3 separate regions of the Mus musculus genome follow, and all the other regions are linked to region 1. A link is a loop called in an ENCODE intact Hi-C map of the cell type or tissue named here. Cell type or tissue: heart. All regions are shown on one strand.

Region 1 (8,000 bases):
AACGTGTCTTCATAGGGCACACAGCTAATAAAACGCACATCATGATTCCCTCCTGCTAAAACCCTTTATGTATCAGAACGGTCTGATAATCATATCATACGCCACCTCCTCTCCCTTAAAAACGGTACCCACAAACACCATTTAGTACAGTCCCAGGGGCTTGTCATTCAGAGAGACACTTTTTGCCCTGGTGTGCACCTATGCAGCTCAGGTGGGCTTTTAACCATGTTAGACAGCACTCCTAGGTCATTTTTATTTTATTTTTTCTCTAGTGTGCATGGGTAACGTCCCCGAAATACAGAGTGCTGTTACATTAGGAGTCGCAAAGTATTACTGGTGCTAGAAGAGACTACATGTCACTGAGTTAGTTGTTTTAACCTGTCCTGATTCTCATGCCTCACTTTTTAGTCTTAACCAGGCTCTCTTCCACCAAAAAAATTGGAAGAACCTGACATCTCTCGTGGAGGACAGCTGACCCTAGAACACATTGTTCTGATTGTAGGTGTGTTGAAACATTCTGCTGATTTGTGATCTAGATATTGTGCCTTTCTTACAGGAGAACTCGTGACTATTCTAGCAGTGGGAAAAGGGGAATCTTCATTTGCAAGCCACCATCAAGGCAGTGGAGTGTGGATTCAAGTCGATTTTGCTGAGGACTCTTAGACAAATTGTTGCTCCTTACAAACATGGTGTGTGCCTCTGGTTTCCAATGGTTTCCACTCCATCACATCCATGTTGGCCTTTCATGAGCACCACAGATTACCTTTACTTTCTCAATCTCTATGTTCAGATGAAAAGATAACTGAGTGGAAATCGGAGACCCCCCCACCCAGGATACACTATTATGGTATTTGGAGATGAAAAGGAACCCAAATCCATTATGGAGAAAGAAAAGAAAAGGAGGGAGAGAGGGAGGCAGGGAGGCAGGGAGACAGGGAGGCAGGGAGGCAGGGAGACAGGGAGGCAGGGAGGCAGGGAGGCAGGGAGGCAGGGAGGCAGGGAGGCAGGGATGGAGGAGTGGAGGGAAGGAGGGAAGAGATTCCCTTTAATGTTTCAATGTAGTCTGAAATGCTGATTGAATCCCTTAGCCTTGAATGCTGTCATCAGTATCCCGGCTCCCGATAAGCTCTCTCTTCTGTGTAGGATGTTCATCTTGTCTGGGATGGCTCCAAACCCTTTGCAGGCCACATATATCTCTATGCCTCTCTATAGGTCCTTATTTCTTTGAATTCAAAAGGCCTAAATTCTTATAACTTTTTTTTAATGCAGTTCTATTTTACAAATGTCCTTTTGGAACTTAAAACTTGGGATCTCTGATTCTATTAGAGCATCTGCTAAAATATCTCTATTCTGAGTCAGGAACCTTAGGCCTGTTGTGACTGTAGCAGGCCTGGGGTAGAAGGACAAGCTGGAGGCAGAGGTGACACCCAAAGGTTAAGAATTCACAATAGCATACCTTCATAAGATGAAAGAGAAGTAAGTTTTTTTTTTCATAAGGTGATAAGCATTCACGAAATGCCAAAGCAACCAGGGTCAGTGGCACCACCAAGAATCTGAGTAAGACCCTGTCTCAAGCAGAAAGGGCCTTCTGATTCTTCTCTGGAAGGGAGTTTCATGTAGAAATAGAGAAGTCTAGATCTCCATGTAGGAATAGGGAACTCTACTCTTGGATTTACAGATGCTGCAGCACCTAGCACACCAGCCATTCTGATCCGAAAGCGATTATCTTACACGTGCCTTATATGCATTCTCTCATTTAAATCTATGAAACAGTAAGATCACGCTTGGAAATATCAGAGAAGATCAAACTTACAAAAACAAGTTGCTCATGGCACATAGCTAAGAATTTTTAGTAGACTATTTATCTTCTACCAGTCCCTATGCTAATAATAACCATCATCATGTAACCATTTCCTCAACCTTCCCTCCTAACTGGATTTTGAAGGGAGAATAAACAGCATTGCCCAGTCTCAAAGTGAGAATGTGTATGTCATACTGGAATCTGGGAATAAGGTGTTTTTGTGGGCTGAGCCCTGGGTCCAAGTTTCTATTAAGTCAATACATAGCACCCATCTTTCTTTCCATACATATGGATATGCAGAAGACTTGCCACAACAGCCTCAAAACCATTACCTTTTGAAATGTGCCCTTTCTTGGGTCCCCACTCAAAGCTGTTTGCAACTCAATCCCCAGATCCTGTTGCTCCCAATGGCAGAAGAGATTTTGAAGATGTAATTAAAGTTATGGGATTTCAGATGGAAGAATTATCGGGCTCATCTGAGTGGGCCCAGTCTACTCACATAAATTCATGAAGGTGGGAGACCCTTTCCCAGGGGAGACTAGAGAGATGAGATCTGAGAAACACTCAATATTCTGGTTTTGAATTTGAAGATGAAGCTGCAAGTTAAGGAGTGTGGTGGCCTCTAGAAGCTGAGATTAGAGTGGCTGGTGTGCCAAGCACTGCAGCCTCTGTAAAACCAAGACTAGAATTCCCTATTCCTACATAGAAATCTAGGCTTCTCTATTCCTACATAGAGATCTAGAGGTCTCTATTGCTGCAGGGAGCTTCCTTTCAGAGGAGAAATAAGAGAAGAATCAGAAGGCCATTTTTAGGGCCTCCCTTGCTTATTGATAAGGAAATAGACTTTTGGCCTATAATCCCAAAAGAGTTGAATTCTGACAAACAACCTAAGCAAACAGGAACTGGAGGCCTAGCCCATCAGACAGGACCTTGGCCCTATCAACACCTGCATTCTAACCCAAGGTTACCTTCCTGACCTGCTGGACTCTAAGATGATAACACTGTATACCTTAAGCCTCTGGGTTTGAGGTAATTGAAAATAGTTTGGTTAACATAGATTTTGTTTGTGGTTTTTAAAGACAGGGTATCATAGCTCAGGCAGGCCTTAGATTCATAGTCCACCTGACCCAGCTGCCCAGATTCTGGGGTTAGAAGCACATGCTTGGGATAATTTATTAAAGCAGAAATTCAAAAGGAATATGGCACCCGACATGTTATTTGTACAAACCATGTAGCCTACAATGCTTGCTTTCTTCTGAGAGCCTGAAATTTGGTGCGTGATAGGCAGTGGTTGTTCAGTAAGCAGTCTCCAGGAACAACCGTGTGCTCTAAGCTTTCTTGGATAAAATATACCACCTATGTAGTGTGCATTTTATTCTTAAGAAAGGGTATATTAGTATGTCCCCTCAACAGAGGAAAAGTCCATGAGGAAGCCTGTGCATAGATCTCTCCAGGCCCGAAGTAGTTGCCCCCATTGGCCTTATTGGACATCCTTTTGCTATAATAAAACCTGAGTCATGAATGCAAAGATACACTGAGTCCTATGAGTCTGTCTAGCAAATACACTGAATATGTGGGCTGTCTTGAGTCCCCTATTTCAGTGCCCTCTGCTAGGAATCTAAGCTAAGGTATACTCCCCATAGACTCCCTGTATCCTCTCCCATCCCAGGCCTCTAGCTAGTCACCAGAGATGCACCCCCCTCAGGCTTCCATTCTTACTCCCAGGCCTTTCTCACCCCCCTTCTCCCCACATCTGATCGTCATCCCTGTTCCCCTCCTCGCCTCCTCTCCTACCCAGTTCCCTCTCTCCATCCACCTATTTAGTTTCCCCTTCTGAGTAAGACTCGCACATCCTCCCTCAGGACCTCCTTATTACCCAGTTTCTTTGGGCCTGTAGATTGTAGCATGGTTATCCTGCATTTAATGTCCACTTATAAGTGAGTACATACCATGCGTGTCCTTCTGGCTCTGGGTTATCTCACTCAGGATGAGATTCTCAAGTTCCATCCATTTAAAATAATGAGATCACAGGCCACATTTCAAGTGACCAGTAAGTTCCAAACCGTTACAGTATATAATATCTGAAGGAGACTTTATGTTCTATGTCTCACTTGGGGTTAGTGACAGAGGCATGAGACGCAAGCATGATTGGCTTTCTTGTTGCTAAGCAACAGTGATTTTTTTTCTTCCCCCCCAGAACAGGAACCGAGTGCAAACAGGAAGTGCCATGTTCCACCAAAGCTCCACTGGCTCCCTCTAGTGGCCATTTAGCAGTCACAGACAAAGCTAGAGATAAGGTACTTGCTCAAATGCCAAGGCTGCAGGCAAGCTCAACCATCCCCCCTGGATATTAAGTTCAATGCCAACAGGATTTCAGATGCAGCAATACCAAAGCTAGAATGATTCATCTCTTCCTCCTGAAAACATGTCCTGAGAGCAGAACTGGCCCTAGAAAACATCTGGCTGCATAGAAGTATCAGAATGGAGACACTGACTGTGGAAGAGAGAAAGACCTCTCTCTGGAAAGGGAGGGAGTCAGAAGCCCTATGGGAAACTGTAGATTATAAGACTGGGGCTGCCTCTAGATTTCCCTTAGTTAACAAGACACCAAAACAACACTCCTTAGGCTTCTCTTGAGATTAGGGGCCTGAAATGTCAATAAAAATATACACGTTCAAGGCAATGACCAACTTAGTTTGTTCATGAGGCACTGAGCTACGTAATACAATGGTAAATTAGACAGCATGATCCATACTCCAGTGGAGACCCTAGTCCAAAAACAACCCTCCCATTTGTTAACACATTACCTACCCAGAAAATAGCTTAAATGTAACCTAACCAAAAATTAGGCAGCTCTAGATTCCCAGGTGTGCCTGGGCCATACATCTCTCAAGCCTACTGTTGTTGGGAGAGCTGGATCTGGGAAAGGAAGACAAGATCTGAAGTACTCATGGTTCCCTGCCTTACCCAAGCATTTCTCAACAGTCCTTGTAATTTTTTCAGAAATCCTTCCATTCAGAGTCCTGCCTCCCTCGGATGGAAACCCAAGCTTAGCCTAGGGGAAGGACTATGCCCTAGTAGGTTCTACTGATTGGATGCTCTTCCATACAACTTTGGCTCATGAGGAAAACAAGAACTGCCTGGCAGAAGCCATGCCCCATGGATGTGATAGACCATGACCAAGGGACAGTAAGGATTAGAATCAACTAAGATTTATTTATCTTATGTGTTTGAGTGTTTAGCTCACATACATTTCTGCGCAGGGACACTGGTTTTCCTTCCTTAGGTAACAAGGTAGACGACAGATGATATAGATGATAGATGGCATGGGTATGTGTGTGTGCACGCCCCTCCCCCTCGACCTATTAGGGAGCTCAAAGAAACTTGTAGCTGGCTAGAAATCTGATTTAGAGACTAAGTAGTAGAAACATGTATGTTCCCTCTTCTTGTCCGCATGGACACTGCTGTGGTTGAGTTCCGAACTATGTCTCTAGAACATCCACAACATCTACTTGTGGAAACTAACACTTGGAGGTGGGAAGATGCATAAATAGTTGAGAGCACTTAATTCTCACAGAGGGTCTGGGTTCAATTCCTAAGACCCACGTGGTGGTCCATAACTCACGTTCGGGGGGGGGGGATCGATCCAATGCCCCTCTTGTAACCTCTGTAGTCACCAGCACGAACACCTTACACGCGCGCGCGCGCACGCACACACACACGCGCGCACACACGCACACACACGCACATTTTACCTTCTTTAAGTACCGGGGGCAGGGGGGAGGGGGGAGTTTCCCCGTGTGCTCGTGCACGCGCGCACGCACGCACGCGTAGGGAATGTAAGTAAAGCGTCTAGACAATAAGGACCTAAAATGAAAGAGCCATAAGCTACCTACTTACGTTTTTATTTCTCAGTTCTCCAAGTTCCAAATCATCCGGCCCACTAAGGTCCAAACTTGGAGGAAGCTCGAGTCTCTGCTTATTAACACGTGTCGCGGCACGGCTGACTTGTGCGTCACCAACCACAAGGTGGCGAAAGAGATTATCACATCAAACCAGCCTGCCTTCTGCCTCTTCTATACCATTATTTTGCTAAGCAGAAGCATTTCCTGAGCGTGAGTCATTCAATGAGCACAGTGGTCCTATGGATTGTGGCCCTATGGATTAGCTATGATTTCACAGATGAGCAAACCAAGAGCTGCAGATACCTGTGGAGTTTGGCTGTTACCTATTTTTAGTACTGCATCTGCATTTACACCAGCGTCACCACACACATATGAGTACTGTAGTGTTACTTATTTGGCAATTGCTCTGCCATCTTTTGGCAATAAGAATTTATTTCATCCTCATCACAGTCTTACAGGATCACCATCATATATGTGGTCTGTTGATCAAACATCATCATACAACACATGACTATATGTTTCTATATGTTATCTATGTTTTTACTTAAAGGTTTTTTATTATGAAAGAAACTGTATTCCTGGTAACAACTTTCAAATTATAATAATGAGTAAAAAGTCTCCTTTCTTCCCATTAGAACTAGTCAAAAGCGTAACTCCTCACATATTCCTTCATAATTTGTTTACAAATACATAAGCATACTTCATATGTTTATCTTACAATGCACACAAATATATTGTACACACTGTTCTACAGCTTGCTTTTTCTAATTAGGACAGTATCTTGATAGCAGATGTGAGCTGAGGCCACACTGGCCTGTGGACCTCATTTACAGATCTGGAGTAGGACGTGACTGTCCTCACCTGAGAACAGCAAGTGTGTCACCTGATATATTGCAGCCTGAGGTGACAATGAAATGTGGAAGAAGAGAGCGGACTCTCTGCAGCAGCAAGAAAGCGTGGTGAGGTGTAAGGCAAGCCTGTTAATGGGCAGCAAGTGGGACTGGTCCCCATCTCTGGTATATTCAGGTCCTTAAGCTATAGTTTTGAGAAAGTTCAGATTTGGATACAGGCAATGTTCACAGTGCCTTTGGGGACAGGGCACCTCTTTACACCACCGCACAGTGCCAACGTGTGGAAACCCTGTGGGGTAGTAATTGGTAGCATTTTAAAGGTGACAAAATTGAGACTCAAAGAGGACAAGGCTCCCAAGGCTACCCTACTTGAAGCAGCACCTCCCCTTACCTACCTTGTCAGTACTTACAGGACCCTGGGGAACTATTGGCTATTGGTAGACTCTGGAAGACCGGATATCATTATCTTCAGATATGTACCCACTAGGGAAGCCAGCCAGGTCCAGTGCATAACTCCACAGTTACAGTCACATAAGCAACCCTTTTTAAACTGAGTATGTCACAAAACAAGAAGCCATGAGTGTAGGAAAGGGAGGACAGGGGTGAGAGAGAGACAAGAAAGTAAGGATTAGAGCAGTCAGAATCCATATATATAAACATATATGACATTATTACAGAACAAACTTAATTTATAAAAAACATTAAAAACACCCACATAAAATTAACCTAAGAAAATCAAAGATACAGATTTTACTTCTTGGTGCCTAAATATCAAGTAATTTTTTAAAAACCAATCCTAGAAAACTGTTTTTTGTTTGTTTGTTTGTTTGTTTGTTTGTTTTAATTAGCAACAAATGGTTAGCAGTGAATGTAATTGTCTGACTCTATGATTACTACTCAGAAAAGTTAAATAACTCATGTACTTTAAAAAAGAAATTGAAAGGGAAAAGGATGGACCTGGACATTGTTTTGTTAAGTGAGGTGATCCAGATTCAGAAAGGAAGAGGCAGGCGGATTTCTGAGTTCAAAGCCAGCTTGGTCTACAGAGCAAGTTCCAGGAAGTCAGCCAAGCAGAGAAACCCTGTCTCGGGGAGAAAAAAGAAGAGAAAGAAAAGAAGACAGGCAGGCAGGCAGGCGGGCAGTGAAATACTGGATGTTCTCTCTCATGTACAGATGTGTGTGTGTGTGTGTGTGTGTGTGTGTGTGTGTGTGTGTGTGTGTTGTGTGATATGAAACTAGAAAGGAGACAAAAGGGGAGAAAGAAGGTGTTGATGGAGGTGTTGATGAGGGGAGAGAACAAAAATAGAAGACATGACATGGCATGGAAGCAGGAAGGAGGCTGAGAGGGTAGGAGAGGCAAGGGGACGGGGAGGAGAGAAGGAAGACCAGCATAAACAAATTATGCTCAAAAATACCATAGCAAACCAAATACTTTGAATAATA
Region 2 (8,000 bases), 500 kb before region 1:
GCTGGATCCTCCAGTAGTACTATGTCCAATTTTCTGAGGAACCACCAGACTGATTTCCAGAGTGGTTGTACAAGCTTGCAATCCCACCAGCAATGGAGGAGTGTTCCTCTTTCTCCACATCCTCGTCAGCATCTGCTGTCACATGAATTTTTGATCCTAGCCATTCTGACTGGAGTGAGGTGGAATCTCAGGGTTGTTTTGATTTGCATTTCCCTGATAACTAAGGATGTTGAACTTTTTTTAGGTGCTTCTCTGGCATTCGGTATTCCTCAGGTGAGAATTCTTTGTTCAGCTCTGTGCCCCATTTTTTAATGGGGTTATTTGGTTTTCTGGAGTCCATCTTCTTGAGATCTTTATATATATTGGATATTAGTCCCCTATCTGATTTAGGATTGGTAATGATCCTTTCCCAATCTGTTGGTGGTCTTTTTGTCTTATTGACGGTGTCTTTTGCCTTACAGAAGCTTTGCAACTTTATGAGGTCCCATTTATCGATTCTCGATCTTACAGCACAAGCCATTGATGTTCTATTCAGGAATTTTTCCCCTGTGCCCATATCTTCAAGGCTTTTCCCCACTTTCTCCTCTATAAGTTTCAGTGTCTCTGGTTTTATGTAGAGTTCCTTGATCCACTTAGATTAGACCTTAATACAAGGAGATAGGAATGGACTAATTCACATTCTTCTACATGAAAACTGCCAGTTGTGCCAGCACCATTTGTTGAAAATGCTATCTTTTTTCCACTGGATGGTTTTAGCTCCCTTGTCAAAACTCAAGTGACCATAGGTGTGTGCGTTCATTTCTGGGTCTTCAATTCCATTGGTCTACCTGTCTGTCGCTATACCAGTACCATGCAGCTTTTATCACAATTGCTCTGTAGTACAGCTTTAGGTCAGATATGGTGATTCCAACAGAGGTTCTTTTATCATTGAGAAGAGTTTTTGCTATCCTATGTTTTTTGTTATTCCAGATGAATTTGAAAATTTCCCTTTCTAACTCAGTGAAGAATTGAGTTTGGAATTTTGATGCAGATTGTGTTGAATCTGTAGATTGCTTTCGGCAAGATAGCCATTTTTACAATGTTGATCCTGCCAATCCATGAGCATGGGAGATCTCTCCATCTTCTGAGATCTTCTTTAATTTCTTTCTTCAGAGACTTGAAGTTCTTATCATACAGATCTTTTACTTCCTTAGTTAGAGTCACACCAAGGTATTTTATATTATTTGTGACTATTGTGAAAGGTGTTGTTTCCCTAATTTCTTTCTCAGCCTGTTTGTCCTTTGTGTAGAGAAAGGCCACTGATTTGTTTGAGTTAATTTTTTTTTATCCAGCTACTGCACTGAAGCTGTTTATCAGGTTTAGGAGTTCTCTAGTGGAATTTTTAGGGTTACTTATATATACTATCATATCATCTGCAAATAGTGATATTTTAACTTCTTCCTTTTCAATTTGTATCCCTTTGACCTCCTTTTGTTGTCGAAATGCTCTGGCTAGGACTTCAAGTACTATATTGAATAGGTAGGGAGAAAGGGATCTTTTGGCATTTTGCATTTTCTTTTTTTTATTTTTTAAATATTTTTTATTACGTATTTTCCTCAATTACATTTCCAATGCTATCCCAAAAGTCCCCCATACCCCCCCACTTCCCTACCCACCCACTCCCCCTTTTTGGCCCTGGTGTTCCCCTGTACTGGGGCATATACACTTTGCGTGTCCAATGGGCCTCTCTTTGCAGTGATGGCCGACTAGGCCATCTTTTGATACATATGCAGCTAGAGTCAAGAGCTCCTGGGTACTGGTTAGTTCATAATGTTGTTGTACCTATAGGGTTGCAGATCCCTTTAGCTTCTTGGATACTTTCTCTAGCTCCTCCATTGGGGGCCCTGTGATCCATCCAATAGCTGACTGTGAGCATCCACTTATGTGTTTGCTAGGCCCTGGCATAGTCTCACAAGAGACAGCTATATCTGGGTCCTTTCAACAAACGCTTGCTAGTGTATGCCATGGTGTCATCGTTTGGAGGCTAATTATGGGATGGATCCCTGGATATGGCAGTCTCTAGATGGTCCATCCCATTTTGCATTTTCTTTGATTGTTGTGTCCATACTCTCTATGGAATCTTCTGCACCTGAGATTCTCTCTTCCATCTCTTGTATTCTGTTGCTGATGCTCATATCTATGGTTCCTGATTTCTTTCCTAGGGTTTCTGCCTCCAGAGTTGTCTCCCTTTGGGTTTTCTTAATTGTTTCTACTTCCATTTTTAGATCCTGGATGTTTTTGTTCAATTCCATCACCTGTTTGATATTGTTTTCCTGTAACTCTCTAAGGGATTTTTGTGTTTCCTCTTTAAAGGCTTCTAGCTGTTTACCTGTGTTTTCCTTTATTTCCCTCTTAAAGTCCTCCATCATCATCATGAGAAGTGACTTTAGATCCATGTCTTGCTTTTCTGATGTGATGGTGCATCCAGGACTTGTTAAAGTGGGAGAGTTTGGTTCTGATGATGCCAAGTGACCTTGGTTTCTGTTGCTTCTGTTCTTATGCTTGCTTTCTGTCATCTGATTATCTCAAGTGCTTGCTGCCCTCAATATATCTGATTAGAGCCTGTCCTTCCTATAATCCCAGTTGATTCAGGACTCCTCAGAGTTCAGCTTTCTCTGTGATCCTTTGATTGTGGGCTCCTGTGAACTTGAGATTCTGGGTGTATCAGAGTTCTTGGCAGTCAAGTTCCTCTGAGACCCTGAAATACTGATGTGACCAAGCTCCTTTTATCCTGGGATCCTGTTGTCAAAGATCCTGGGCGTGTTACAGTGTCTGGAAATGGTGTCTCCTTTGAGGAGCATGGAGCTGTCTGGTCACTGATCCTAAGATCGCGTGGAGAGTCCTCTGGGGACTGTGGAGATGTCCACTGATTCGGCACCCAAGGTGACCCGGTGCTGGTGCCAACCGGAAGGGACTTGTGACCCTGGTCAGGCCAGCTTTTCTGCTTCCCTAATGCTGTCTCAGGTCCCACCCTATTGGATTGGAACTGATGTTGTGTTCCACTCACCAATGATCCTAAAATCCCGTGGAGAGTCCTCTAGGGACCATGGGGGTATCCACCGACTCCGTGCCCTAGGTGACCGGGTGCTGGTGCTGACCAGAAGGGACTTGTCGCAAATATTTTCTTAGGTGTCAAGTGGCCCCTATAAAAAGGTCATTCAAACCCCAAAGGGGTCACCACCCACAGGTTGAGAGCTGCTGCTCCATTCTGTCTTCATTGCCTAATAGTCTATCTTCCATATGATTCATCCTATTGGGACGCTTTTCACCGACATTTTTATTTGATCTAGTATGTTTTTCATTTCCATCATTATTATGGTTTGAGGTTTTTAGGTATGTCTATTTCTTTATTAAATTCTATTTTCAGATCCTGAACTGACTTCCTTGTTTCATCCAGCTGTCTCTTTGTGTTATCTTTGAAACGACTGGAGTCCTCTCTGAGATATTATTACATATGTATAATTATTGCTTTGCATTCTGAAACTTGGATTTTGTCTAATCAATTTTGCTTGGGGGTCATTAGTATGGGCTTGGTAATTTCTGGAGGAGATAGGGTTTTCACGTTACATGGGGTTTTGCAGTGGGATCAGCTTTGGGGGATTAAGATGCATTGTTTTTACTCTTTTTCTTCTGGTCGCCTCTCTTCTTTCAGTGAGTATGTTTGCAATGCTCAGGAGAGACTGGGTTGCAGCGGGTGGGGTAATGTTTTCATCTGTTAGACTAGTGTTCCGGGTAGCAGGCTCTGTCTCCAGTCTGAGGACTGACTACTGTCTGAAGCACCAGTCACTATTCCATAGTTCAAGCACTCTGATAAAATACTAGAAAGTGAGTATGAAAAAGACACTTAAAAAGTACTGACTACTTTAGGGAATAAAGGACCCCCAATGCTGCTGTGTATGCTCATATATTAGTATGAGAAGAATGGAAAAGAAGAGAGGAGGTGAACAATCCCATTGAGTCTAGTGATGAGTGTTCTGTTCTTATGTTGGAAGTAGGGATGGGAATAATCGAGGCAAAGGAGACATGGAGTTAATATATGGGAGTTTTGACTAGTGGTAGATTAAAAAGTAGAGGTAAAGATATGTATCCCAATTTCATAAATAAGGTCAGCCTTTGGGCTTTAGGAGACGTAGTACTAAGGAATGCATATGGAGAAAGAGGAAGGAAGAAACAAATGAAAGCAAAAGAGGGAGTAAAACAGCAAAAGGTGTGAACAGCAGGGGACACTGTTGGCCTGCATTTATAATGCCCTACTGTGCATCATACATAAGAAATAGCTATAGAGGAAGTCGATGAAGTGGGATATACGAAAACAAGATCGCTGTCCTGAATGTCGTTTGGGCTTTTTTTTCCTCTTTGTTAGAGCCACTGGTTTTTCTCTCCTGTCCTGGTTGTGGCCCTGGTCACACTTGGTGTTGATTTTTACCAGCTCCTACCAGTGGGCTCTTGGGTTGTCTTATATATAGTTTTTTTTGACTCTGTTCTGTGGGCTGTGGGTAGCTAAGGCAAACTGCATCTAGCCCCACTTGCTGCGTTCACACAAAGACAGAAGCCGTTGCTGGCTCTGTGGTAGCCAAAGCACTGTTTAGAGGTGTGCCTAGCTCCCATGGCTTCACCTCTTCCCACTGACTTACTTACTGGTCATAGCCTTGGCAGCAGTCACTGGAAAACCCTTCTATGAAATTCCTACCAACACTTTTATGGATATCCTGGTGGGATTCTTTGAGCCTATTTTAAATGAAGTAAAATGGCCATGTGGTGCTGGTGCCTGCATTGGTTGCGATCACAGCAGCAAGTTCAAGCCACTAATAGAGATATTCCACGGGTTTGATGGTACGTGAGGTTTATTGGGGTATTGATCACATAGACTCTAGGACTGGAGAAGAAGCAGATTGGATGTTAATGTACTTAGGTCCCTTTCAATTACTTAACTGTAATAAGCAATTCATGCTGCAGTGTGGCTTCTAGTCCTGTTCATTGGCTTTTTCATTTCCAGCAGGATTTCAGTTTAACTTTCTTCAGTAATTTTATGTTTTTATTGAATTCTCTTTTCATAATGTGTATTGACTTCTTTATCTCTTTTGTTCTCTTAGAGACTAGTCTTGTCTTCTTTGAGTTGTTTGGACATGCTTATAATCATTCTTTCTAATCCTTTCTCTGAAATTCTCCCCCATCCTTTTCATTAGGTTTCATTATTATGGGATCAGTAATTTTTTGTGGATATAAGTTTTCTTGGATTAGCATGCCAATTTTGTTTGTTTCCTTCCTGGGACTTGCACATATGAAATTATAATGTCTAGTGAGTGGAAATGGGAGTGGTGGCTAATATTCTGGAGACTGCTTACATTTCAGGTCCAGCTAGGGTATCCACAGCTCTTGTATGGGCGGGTTCTCTGTGGACTCCTTACCTCTGGGCATAAGGGTGGCAAAAGTCAGAGTCCTAGGTCCCATCAGCCCTGGAATATTAGGGGACTAGTGGAAGTTTGAGCCAAGTATCCAGGGACTGATGCCTTACCTGTGTGCTGTCTTATAACTCAAGCAACACACCCCCCTCCTAAACATTTGGCTCTTTCATTTTCTCTTGCACTCTTAGGAACAAAGGCTCTTAGCCCATCCACTACACTCTCATCTGAGAAGCACTAATCACATACACAAAAGACATTCCCTTGTGTCATTGCATTTATACTTTATCAGCTAGCCCTTGAACTAGCACCGACTGACCCATGGTGAAAATGTAAGCCAAACAAAGTCTCTTTTTCTGGTCATATATAACAGTTACTAAGAAATGCTAGGAAACCTATCTCAGGTACATCCCTTGGGAAGTGGGGTGAAACTGGACCTAAGTGGGAAAGGAGCATGCTTCCTCATATGTACAGGGAAAAATAAAACACAGAAAGACGGATGGTAAGAGGGAAAGTGGACAGAGAAGGCAGGGTATGTTGTAAAAAGGAGACAGAAGGGGGAGGAAGATCTATAACAACTCTAGGTCTCACAGGCTCTTAACACATATGCTATCTACCTCATCTTTCCAGATTCCTGTGCTCAGCAGTGGAAGATTTTGTGGAAGATATTGTAAAGGCCTGGCACCAAATAAAACAGAACAGCACAGCAGTGGAGTCTGTGATTTTGAAAGTAAGTGTCCTTTCTTACTATCTCATCCCTTTGTGAGCCGGCACTCACTTTTTCAATACAAGAGTGTGCCTCTTACTGGGGAATCATCAAGTAGTGGCAAAGTTAAGTGGGTGCTGAATCTTCTTAATGAGGAAGGCCCAACTTCAGAACTTCATCTTGGCCAAATGAACACTGGTGCTTTGATGTAAATCCATATCCATCTCCATGCACCTAGTTATATATCAAGAATCTGCCCACAAATAGACAGTAGTGTACATTAAGGATCAGTGAATGGAGTTATGCACCAAAGCATGCATAAAGATATATGCATATACATTTGCAAAAGATGGAGATATTAGTACAATGGTGCTGCAAACATATTTATACAATAGAAATATGCCAGGTTGCAGGAGGTAGGGCATGGCTCAACAGTTAAAGGGCTTCCTATATAAATGTGAAGACTGAAATTTGGAACCCCAGAAGCCCACATAACTTCTGGGTGAGCACTGTCAATTCCACTCTGGAAAGTGGAGGCAGGGGACCCTAAGAACAGTGTGGCTAGAGGCTATTCATGTCAGGGGACTGGGGGTTTGATTCAGAGACCTGGCTCTGAATAGGGTCAAGGAGTGATTGAGGCTAATTCTGACATTGACCTCTGGTCTCCCCCAACACACACACACATGTGCACCCACATATGAGTAAAACATGAACAGGCATACCACATATACATTAAAAATGAGAAATAAGCTGGGCAGTGGTATTGCACGCCTTTAATCCCAGCACTTGGGAGGCAGAGGCAGGTGGATTTCTGAGTTCGAGGCCAGCCTGGTCTACAGAGTGAGTTCCAGGACAGCCAGGGCTACACAGAGAAACTCTGTCTTGAAAAACCAAGGCAGGGGGAGAAATAAACAGACCCAATAACAATAAAAATTACATGGCACACACTTTGTGTCAGAGTGTCTTCTAAGTGCTCTTAATGTATCAATTTATATAATTCTTACAGCTGACCTCAGATGTAGAGGAATAAAGAGCTTAAGAAAGTTGTCTCACACCACAAACTATTAAGTCAGAGTTCTCAACCTATGGGTCATGATCTCTTTGGGAAGGGGTTGAGTGACCCTTTCACAGTGGTGGCATATCAAATATCCTGTATATTAACCTATCTACATTAAGATTCATAACAGTAGCAAAATTACAGTTGTGAATTAGCAACAAAAATATTTTTATGCTTGAGGGTCACCACAACATGAGGAACTATATATATTAAAGGACTGCAGCATTTGGTAGGTTGAAACCTACTACTCTAAGTAAAGTTTAAATAATGTTGTGGCAGATGCGCATCCTTGAAATACATATGTTTGAAGACAGACACCAACACTATCCAAAGGCACACCAGCATCCATAGAAGCATGCTTATGAAAATACTAACAGGAAAATGTTTCCATTTCTCCCTTCTATCTGTGATCCATACAAATTCAAGGGCCATTCATCTTGACATGAGAAAAACCGTTAGCATGCATAGATACCTGCAGCTGCTCAGAAACAAATCCCCTGCTACCCTATGGGTGTCAGCATCGCCTGTCCTTCATCACTTCACATATGGACTTCTTTGCAGTGTTACCTTTCAGTCTCCCCCATACCATCCCTACTGCTCCTTCTGTCTTTCCTAACAATACTCCCATTTCCTTCTTCCCGCTATAGAGCGACTTAATGTATGATAAACTCAGTGTCCTTATTGATCTCCTGGCTGAGGATGCAGTAGCTGCCTCCGCTGAGAGGACAGCCACAGCATATGGAAGCAGAAGCCAAGCAGATGGAAAACCCTTCGTGCCTCAACTAGACCACATAGC
Region 3 (8,000 bases), 350 kb after region 1:
AGAGCTGAAAAAAACGGAGCTCTGTATGTAGCTAAGCATAGTGCTTGCCTACCACGTGCAAGGCCCTCCGTTCATTCCCAGCCCAGAACAGGAATGGGCAAGATTGAGGAGGCCATGTGGTGGAGGGAAAGCACTCTAGGTGCAGGGTTGTATCCGAGTACAGGGCTTGAGATGAAAATAGTTTCCTATGTTAACACTTGAGAGGCCAGCCTTGGCTGTCATGGAGGAAACGAGCCAAAAAGGGTCAGGAGGGCTTCTAGGTTTGGGGCTATAATGGCCGCCACTGGATGATTGCAAGCATAGGGTTTATCGAAAGCACTCTAACCCTTTGATTTACCTCGGATTCTGCCATGTGGTCAGGTATTCGCTCTGCGTGGTACAATCCCCCCTGCGAGTCACGTGTGCAGTATTCGATCTCTCCCTCTTCTCGGGCCCCACAGGGAGATGCGCTGGAACAAGGGCACCATCCTGAAGGCATCTGTGGATTACATCCGCAAATTACAGAAGGAACAGCAACGCTCCAAAGACCTGGAGAGCCGGCAGCGGTCCCTGGAACAAGCCAACCGAAGCCTGCAGCTCCGGATTCAGGTTTGAGGAGAGAAAATTGGGAGGGTGACTGACACTTCTGCAGGTAGAGGCAGGCAAAGCACTGACCGGCTTTCCCTTTAGACAACCCAATTCAAATGATGATGACATAAATACACAGCACAGCATTACCAAGAATAGTTAGGATACCTGGCATGGTGCTTCTCTGCTATGCCTTTCATCCTACCATTCAGGAGCCAGACAGACGCTGGGGGATCTGTGGGTTCAAGGGCCAAGGCCAGACTCTGCCTGTAAAAATTAGAAGTAAGAAACAGATGGTTTCATGGCTCACTGGGTGCTCTTCCAGAGCACTTTAAAAAACAAAAACAAAAACAAAAACCAACTGTCTGTAACTCCAGTTCCAGGGGATCTGACGCCCTCTTCTGGCCTCCACAGGCATTGTACCCATGATGCATGTATGTGCAGGCAAAACACCAATATACAACAAAAATAAATATTAAAAAAATAAAAGAGTCTCATCTGGGCATGGTAGCACATGCCTTTAATTCCAGGGTAGCAGGGGAAGGCAGATCTCTTGAGTTCAAGGCCAGACAGGGATACACAGAGAAACCCTGTCTGGGGGGGGGGGGTAGCAAAGAGATTCTCCAAATAGTAGTCTAATGTATGTCGCATATATGTTGACTTGTGCTGTAATAAGAGCTGTATGCCCCTTAACTCATTTAATTTCCAGAAACAGCCATATGAGAGAACCTTCCATTATTGTACCATTTTACAGAGGAGGACTCTGGGGCTCAGAGACTAAGCATAAAATTTGGCAAGTAGTGAGGGCCAGAGGATGCATTGGAACCTAGTAGCCTGGCCTTTCAATGAAGACACTCTTCTACCTGTGACGGGCTTTGCACCCCATCTTACTTTGTACCCACCCCTTCGTTTTTACAGGAGCTAGAACTGCAGGCCCAGATCCATGGTCTGCCAGTCCCTCCCAACCCAGGACTGCTCTCCCTAACCACGAGTTCGGTCTCTGACAGCCTCAAGCCAGAACAGCTGGACATTGAGGAGGAGGGCAGGCCTAGCACAACGTTCCATGTATCGGGAGGACCTGCCCAGAACGCTCCTCCACAACAGCCTCCAGCACCACCTTCGGATGCCCTTCTGGACCTACACTTTCCCAGCGACCACTTGGGAGACCTGGGGGACCCCTTCCACCTAGGGCTAGAGGACATTCTGATGGAGGAGGAGGGGATGGTGGGAGGACTGTCAGGGGGTGCCCTGTCCCCACTGCGGGCTGCTTCTGACCCCCTGCTTTCTTCAGTATCCCCGGCTGTTTCCAAGGCCAGCAGCCGCCGTAGCAGCTTCAGCATGGAAGAGGAGTCCTGATCAGGCCTCACTCCTCCCCCTGGATGAGACCCTGCCTTTTTTCCCTACCCTCCTGTGAGACTGTCCTGTCCAGGAAATCTGGGGGAAGAGGAGTTGCAATCAGGCCCCAACCCTGTAATAGGCAAGGAGGAGGAATCAGGTGAGGCCCTGCCCCCTTTCCATTCGTGGGGAAGAAGGCAGGAGAGAGCTGGGAAATCACAGTTCATCACTTGAGCATCATAGCCTTACCCCTCGCCCCTGGTCCTACTCCTGCCTCGGTGATAGAAGGAGGCAGGGTAAGGGTATGCCCCTGGCCACTAGAGATCCTTAGAAACAGGTCTCTGAAGGAAAGGAGATGCCAGGATGCTACTCCATTCCTTCTCTGGGAATTGCCAGTCCAACTTTTCCTGGCACTGGAAGAAAAAAAATAAGTGTCCCACCCCTGGAGGGTTAATCCCTATCTCTTCCTTTTGACCCCTGACTTGTTCTGGCAAGGAACAGAAGTAAGGGTGTGATCCAGCCCGTCCCCCTGGGACCCATCCCTTCTCTATAGGAAAAGCTCAGCGCAGGTATTACAGGTATGGAGGAATTACTAGGCTCTGATCTCCCATGTAGAGGCCCCAGTCCTAACCCTGACCCTTAGCAGGACACCGTGCAAGCATTCCATTCGGCAGGGAGGATCAGTTCCTTAGCTCCCTGCCTTAACCTAGGACCAACCTGGGACCTGACCTGTGAGGACTCTGTGCTGACCTTATTCTTGGGGAAGGGAACAGATTTTGACCTAGATCAAGTGTAACTTAGGTCCTCACCCTTGGGACGACCTTGCCTTTTCTGCCTTGAGGGGCAGTTTTGGGAGATGAAAGGGATTAGTGTGGACCCAGTCTAGGCACCCCAGTACTTCCCTTCACCTTGTAGAAAATGGTAATGAAAGGGCATGCCCAGGCTCTTTAGCAGCCCAGGGAAACAGAGAAGTCTCCCTTAAAGGCAGGGCCTGGGAGGAATGGTGGCAAAGGTATAATGTATCCGTGTTTTGTTTGTGAATTTTTTATTGAACCCACCCACTCAGATGCTAAGTCAACCCTGACCTCTGCCCCATCCACACCATTCTCCATTCGAGAGACTACCCCTGTTTCAGAGCCAGTCCCCACCTAGTCCCGTCCCTGCCACCTACACCCAAGGTCTTCAGCTTTAAGTTGCTGGGGCCAGGCCCCGAGGAGGGTTTACTGAGGGGTCTGTAGGTTTGACTAAAATAATAAATGCTAGGCGTGTTTGATGCGCTTTTAACTTTGGCATTGAGTCTCCCGTTCTTGTTTTTAATGGTGCAATGATCATGGCCCCCTGTGGGTCAGGAGAAATCACAATTCTAGAAAAAAGTAGAACAGATTTCAGAGGACCAAATAGAGAATTTTTAGATAGAAGGAGAGCCCAGAGGGAAACTACCTGTAAGCAAAAGCAAAGAGCCTGCCATGGATCAGCTGAACTGCTGTGCTTTCGCCTCGTTGATTTCCCTGGGGGTATTGCTCTGTATGCCCGTTTCCTTGCCATTCGCTGGTGGGAGAGGCAGTACCTTCTGCAGACAGGCAGCCTGTAAGTGCGCTACGCTGGAATGCCATGTGCAGAGAGAGATACTTACTCTTCCTTACAGGGCTGTAGTTGGAGACCCAGCTAGCCCTCCAACACTCTGCCATGTCCCCAGCCTTGCAGGCTCGCTGATAAAGTATGTGAGGTATTCAACAAAAGGTATTCAAGCTCCCACAGACACAACAAAGACAAAAACAAAACCAGTGCAGGTGGGAGCAAGCATTGCCACCATGTCTGGAACACCACAGGGGGCAGGCAGGACAGTTTGCAAGTTAAGGGCAGCTTTCGTTATACAGACCCATCTCAACAAAAGAATAGGGAAAGCCGGGCATGGTGGTGCACGCCTTTAATCCCAGCACTCGGGAGGCAGAGGCAGGTGGATTTCTGAGTTTGAGCCCAGCCTGGTCTACAAAGTGAGTTCCAGGACAGCCAGGGCTATACAGAGAAACCCTGTCTCGAAAAAACAAACAAAAAAAAAAAATAGGGAAGCACATGAATTTGGTATTGTGGGGCATGTAAATGTAGATAAGCACACATATGTAGCCTCTTTATTAATTTTTTTTAAGACAAAGTCTCAAATAGTACAAGCTGCATCCTCTGCCTCTTGAGGTCTGGAATGACACATCTGTCTCATCACTTGAAAGCCGGGAGGAATCTTTTTCTGATGATTCTTCAGCATACTTACTGATCAACAGGACAAGCATCAGACTTGGTCCTTAACATCACCACCAGGCTGGTCCCTGTGAGTGCACAGTCCCGGTTACAGCATCTTCTCTTCATGAGAAGAAACCCAGTGCTTAGGAGGCTGCAGCAGGAATAGTAAGGGACGTTCTGCCAAGCAATCCCAAGGTTGAAGCAGGAGGAAGTTCTAGGTTAGGCTATGCTATAGTGTGAGTTGAGATTTTGTCTCAGAACCACAGTGGGTGGGTGATAATGGCTCAGTACAATGGTAAAAAGCACTTGGTACAAACCTGACCACTTGGAGTTCAATTCTTTGAATTCACTTAAAAGAGGAAGTAGAGAACCAATTCCACGGTGTTGTCTTCTGACAGCCATGGTGTACATGTGGGTCATGACACGTGTTCTCACATAACCTACACACAATACCAACAAAAAGTAGCCAGCTGGGTAAACGAAATCACCTGTAAACTCCGCACTTGGAAGGCAAAGGAAAGAGGGGTCAGGAGCTGCAGACCAGCCTGTACTACATCGTAAACTTGAGGCCAGCCTGATCTATGTGAGACCTTGTCTCACAAACAAGGATGCTGTAAAATAAGAAGGATGTTGGAGACGTGGTGTGGCAGTAAAGGGCGCTGGCTACCCTTCCCAAGAACCCAGGTTTCCATTCCCAGGCCCTGCACAGTGTGGCTCTGGAACCCCAGTCCCAGGAGGATCTGATGCCCTCTTCTGGTTATCTTAGGCACTGCATGTGCACGGTGCACTAACACAAACCATCCATGCACTTCAGAAATAAAGGAAAGAGAAAGAATTATTAAAATAGAGAACAAGGACATGCTGCTATCCTTTTTCACTCCACTTCCTGGGAAGCAGAGACAAGTGAATCTCTTGAGTTTGAGGCCAGCATGTTGGTCACAGGCAGTTTCAGGCCCCACTCCTGGATTACATAGCAAGACCTTGTCTCAAAAACCCTAAAACAGGGCTGGTGAGATGGCTCAGCGGGTAAGAGCACTGTCTGCTCTCCCAAAAGTCCTGAGTTCATATCACAGCAACCACATGGTGGCTCACAACCACCCATGATGAGATCTTACAGCCTCTTCTGGTGTGTCTAAAGACAGCTAAGGTGTATTTATTTATAATAATAAATAAATCTTTTTTAAAAAAAAACCTAAAACAACCAATCAATAAACACATAGAAGAATACATTTCAAGATATAAGGCCTCAGGTTCGAGGGATAACTTGGCCATTAAAGGTTAGAGCTCACAACCAAAACAGACAACAGTTATGCTAAGTGATATGACCCAGACACAGGACATATAACTCATATGTGGTATAACTCATGTGGTAGCTAGACTATGCAATTTACAGAGAAAGTACAACAGATGTTACCAGAGGCTGGGAAGTTCAGAATAATAGATAGTTTATTTTATGTGCATTGGTGTTTTGCCTACATGTATGACTGAAGGCATCAGATCTTGGAGTTACAGGCAGTTGTAAGCTGCCATGTTGATGCTGAGACTTGAACCCAGGTCCTTTGGAAGAGCAGTCATTACTCATAACCATTGAGCCATTCTACCCCCGGGATAATAAAGGATAATAGATGTTATTTTAAGGGTACAGTTTCTGTTTGGGACAATAAAAGAAAGTTCAGAAAATACATAGTATCAGTGGCTAAGCATTGCAAGTGTAATTAATGCTCCCGAATATCACATTCAAAAATAATTTAAAACACGCCAATTTTTGTTAGACATACACAATAATTTTTTGAGACAGCATCTCACTATGTAGCCTTGGCTGTCCTGGAATTCACTATGTAGATCAAGCTGGCCTCAAACTCACAGATCTGCCTGCCTCTGCCTCCAGAATGCTGGATTAAAGACATATGCTGCCACAGCCAGCTATATTTTATTTTATGTGTAGGAGAGGTTTGCCTGCATGTATGTATATGCATGCCTGGTGCTCTCTGAGGTCAGAGGATCAGACATCAGAGCCCCTGGGACTGGAGTTATAGACAGGTGTGAGCTGCCATGTGGGTGCTGGGAATAAAACCTGGGTCCTGTGTAAAAGCAACAACTGTTCTTAATAGCTGAGTACACTCCTTAATAGCTGAGTCCAGCTCCTGTACACACAGGGTTGCTTTTGTTGTTGTTGTTTGTTTGTTTGTTTTTTTCGAGACAGTGTTTCTCTGTATAGCCCTGGCTGTCCTGGAACTCATTTTGTAGACCATGATGGCCTCGAACTCAGAAATCCGCCTGCCTCTGCCTCTCGAGTGCTGGGATTAAAGGCATGCACCACCACACCCGGCTGACAGGGTTGCTTTTTTGCTTTTTTTTTTTTGTTTGTTTGTTATTTTTTGTTGTTGATTTGGTTTGGTTTTTCTGAGACAGGGTTTCTCTGTGTAGCCTGGCTGTCCTGGAACTCTTTCTGTAGATCAGGCTGGTATCAAACTCAGAGATCTGCCTGCCTCTGCCTCTGCCTCCTGAGTGCTGAGATGAAAGGCACATGCCATCACCTCCCATCTCTCTCCCTGTCTCTCCCTGTCTCTTCCTGTCTCTCTCTCTGTGTCTCTGTCTCTGTCTCTGTCTCTCTCTGTCTCTCTGTCTCTCTCTCTCTCTCTCTCTCACACACACACACACACACACACACACACACACACACACACACGTGCGCGCGGTTTTAAAATAATAAAAGAAGCTAGGTTTGGTGGGTCGCATTTGTAGACAGTCAGGAAGCCAGATTAAAAGATCTCTGGAAGCTTGAGATCAGCCAGGGCTTCAGAGTAAAACCATGGCTCACAACTTCCCCCAAACCTGAAGGATTTAGAGGCAGTTAACTGTAGCCAGTGAGGCGCTTTTGGCAGTTAATGATTGCTGGGAGGAGAAAAGGACATTTTCTTCAGTGGTGGCCACTGATAAGGGCCTCCTGCTTCTGTAAATAACTCCTCCCCCATGCTAAGTCACTGGGTCTCACACACACACACACACACACAAAATTACTTGAAATGAAAAAAGGACTACTTGAGAAGGAGTGTGGAAGGAGGAGGGGGACAGGAGAGGATCTGGAGGTGAATATGATGAAAATATAGACATGTATGCAAATGTCTTAATGAAGCCCATTATTATGTATAATTAATATATGCTAGCTGATAAAAGGGAGGACAACGGTTTTGAATAGCTTTGTGCCAAAAGTTTTTTTTTCACCTCCTCCTACTCACCCACTCCTGCCTCACCACTCTAGCATCCCCTTAAGTTGGGGCATTGAGCCTCCACAGAACTAAGGGCCTCCCCTCCCATTGATGTCAGATAAGGCCATTCTCTGCTACTTATGCAGATGGAGCTGTAGGTTCCTCCTTGGATGGTGGTTTAGTCCCTGGGAGCTCTGGGTGGTCCCGTTGTTAGCTGATACTGTTGTTCTTCCTGTGGGGTTGCAATCCCTTCAGCTCCTTCAGTCCTTCCCCGGGCTCAGTCCAATGGTTAGCTGTGAGTATCTGCATCTGTATTGCTGTATATCTGATGCTGGCAAAGCCTCTCAGGAGACAGCCATACGAGGTTCCTGTCAGCAAGCACTTCTTGGCATCAGCAATAGTGCCAGGGTTTGGTGCCTGCAGATGGGATGGATCCCTAGGTAGGGCTGTCTCTGGATGGGCCTTTCCTTCAGTCTCTGTTTCATTTTTTGTCCCTATCTTTCCTTTGGACATGAACATTTCTGAGCTAAAGGTTTTGAGATGGGTGGGTGGCCCCATCCCTTAACTGGGGGCTGTGCCTATCTACTAGAGGTGGTCTCTACAGATTGTATCTCCCCATTGTTGGGTATTTCAGCTAAAGTTATCACCATTGGG

Evidence for each region. A loop is a pair of places that touch in the nucleus more often than their neighbours do. Peaks named below come from ENCODE experiments on the same cell type or tissue, not always from the same donor. Only the 100,000 strongest peaks of a DNase experiment are listed, where the experiment ranks them.
Region 2: it touches region 1 in a loop (5-fold over the local background); 7 of 42 quality-filtered maps call a loop at or near these places.
Region 3: a loop joins it to region 1, with 2.3 times the contacts of the local background. A loop is called at or near these places in 6 of 42 quality-filtered maps.

The regions. Positions count from the first base shown.
Region 1 is chrX:7,417,178-7,425,177 of GRCm38, forward strand. It overlaps 2010204K13Rik (RIKEN cDNA 2010204K13 gene), which reads right to left and starts at 5,811. Exons shown (of 2, transcript NR_027924.1): 1 at 5,702-5,811. In heart, CTCF peaks have their summits at 4,063 (motif pointing left) and 5,829 (motif pointing right); DNase peaks (open chromatin) are centred at 4,024 and 5,814; H3K4me3 peaks cover 818 bases; H3K27ac peaks cover 652 bases.
Region 2 is chrX:6,918,093-6,926,092 of GRCm38, forward strand. It overlaps Dgkk (diacylglycerol kinase kappa), which reads left to right. Exons shown (of 28, transcript NM_177914.3): 14 at 6,072-6,171; 15 at 7,852-8,000. Among named protein-coding and RNA genes, the nearest start is that of Ccnb3, 120 kb to the right of the region's middle. In heart, a CTCF peak has its summit at 4,246 (motif pointing right); no DNase peak of the experiment used is centred here.
Region 3 is chrX:7,772,009-7,780,008 of GRCm38, forward strand. It overlaps Tfe3 (transcription factor E3), which reads left to right. Exons shown (of 10, transcript NM_172472.3): 9 at 441-588; 10 at 1,486-3,194. The coding sequence ends at 1,923. It overlaps Gm39487 (a long non-coding RNA gene), which reads right to left. Exons shown (of 3, transcript XR_003953042.1): 2 at 338-834. Among named protein-coding and RNA genes, the nearest start is that of Tfe3, 13 kb to the left of the region's middle. In heart, CTCF peaks have their summits at 982 (motif pointing left) and 4,903 (motif pointing left); no DNase peak of the experiment used is centred here.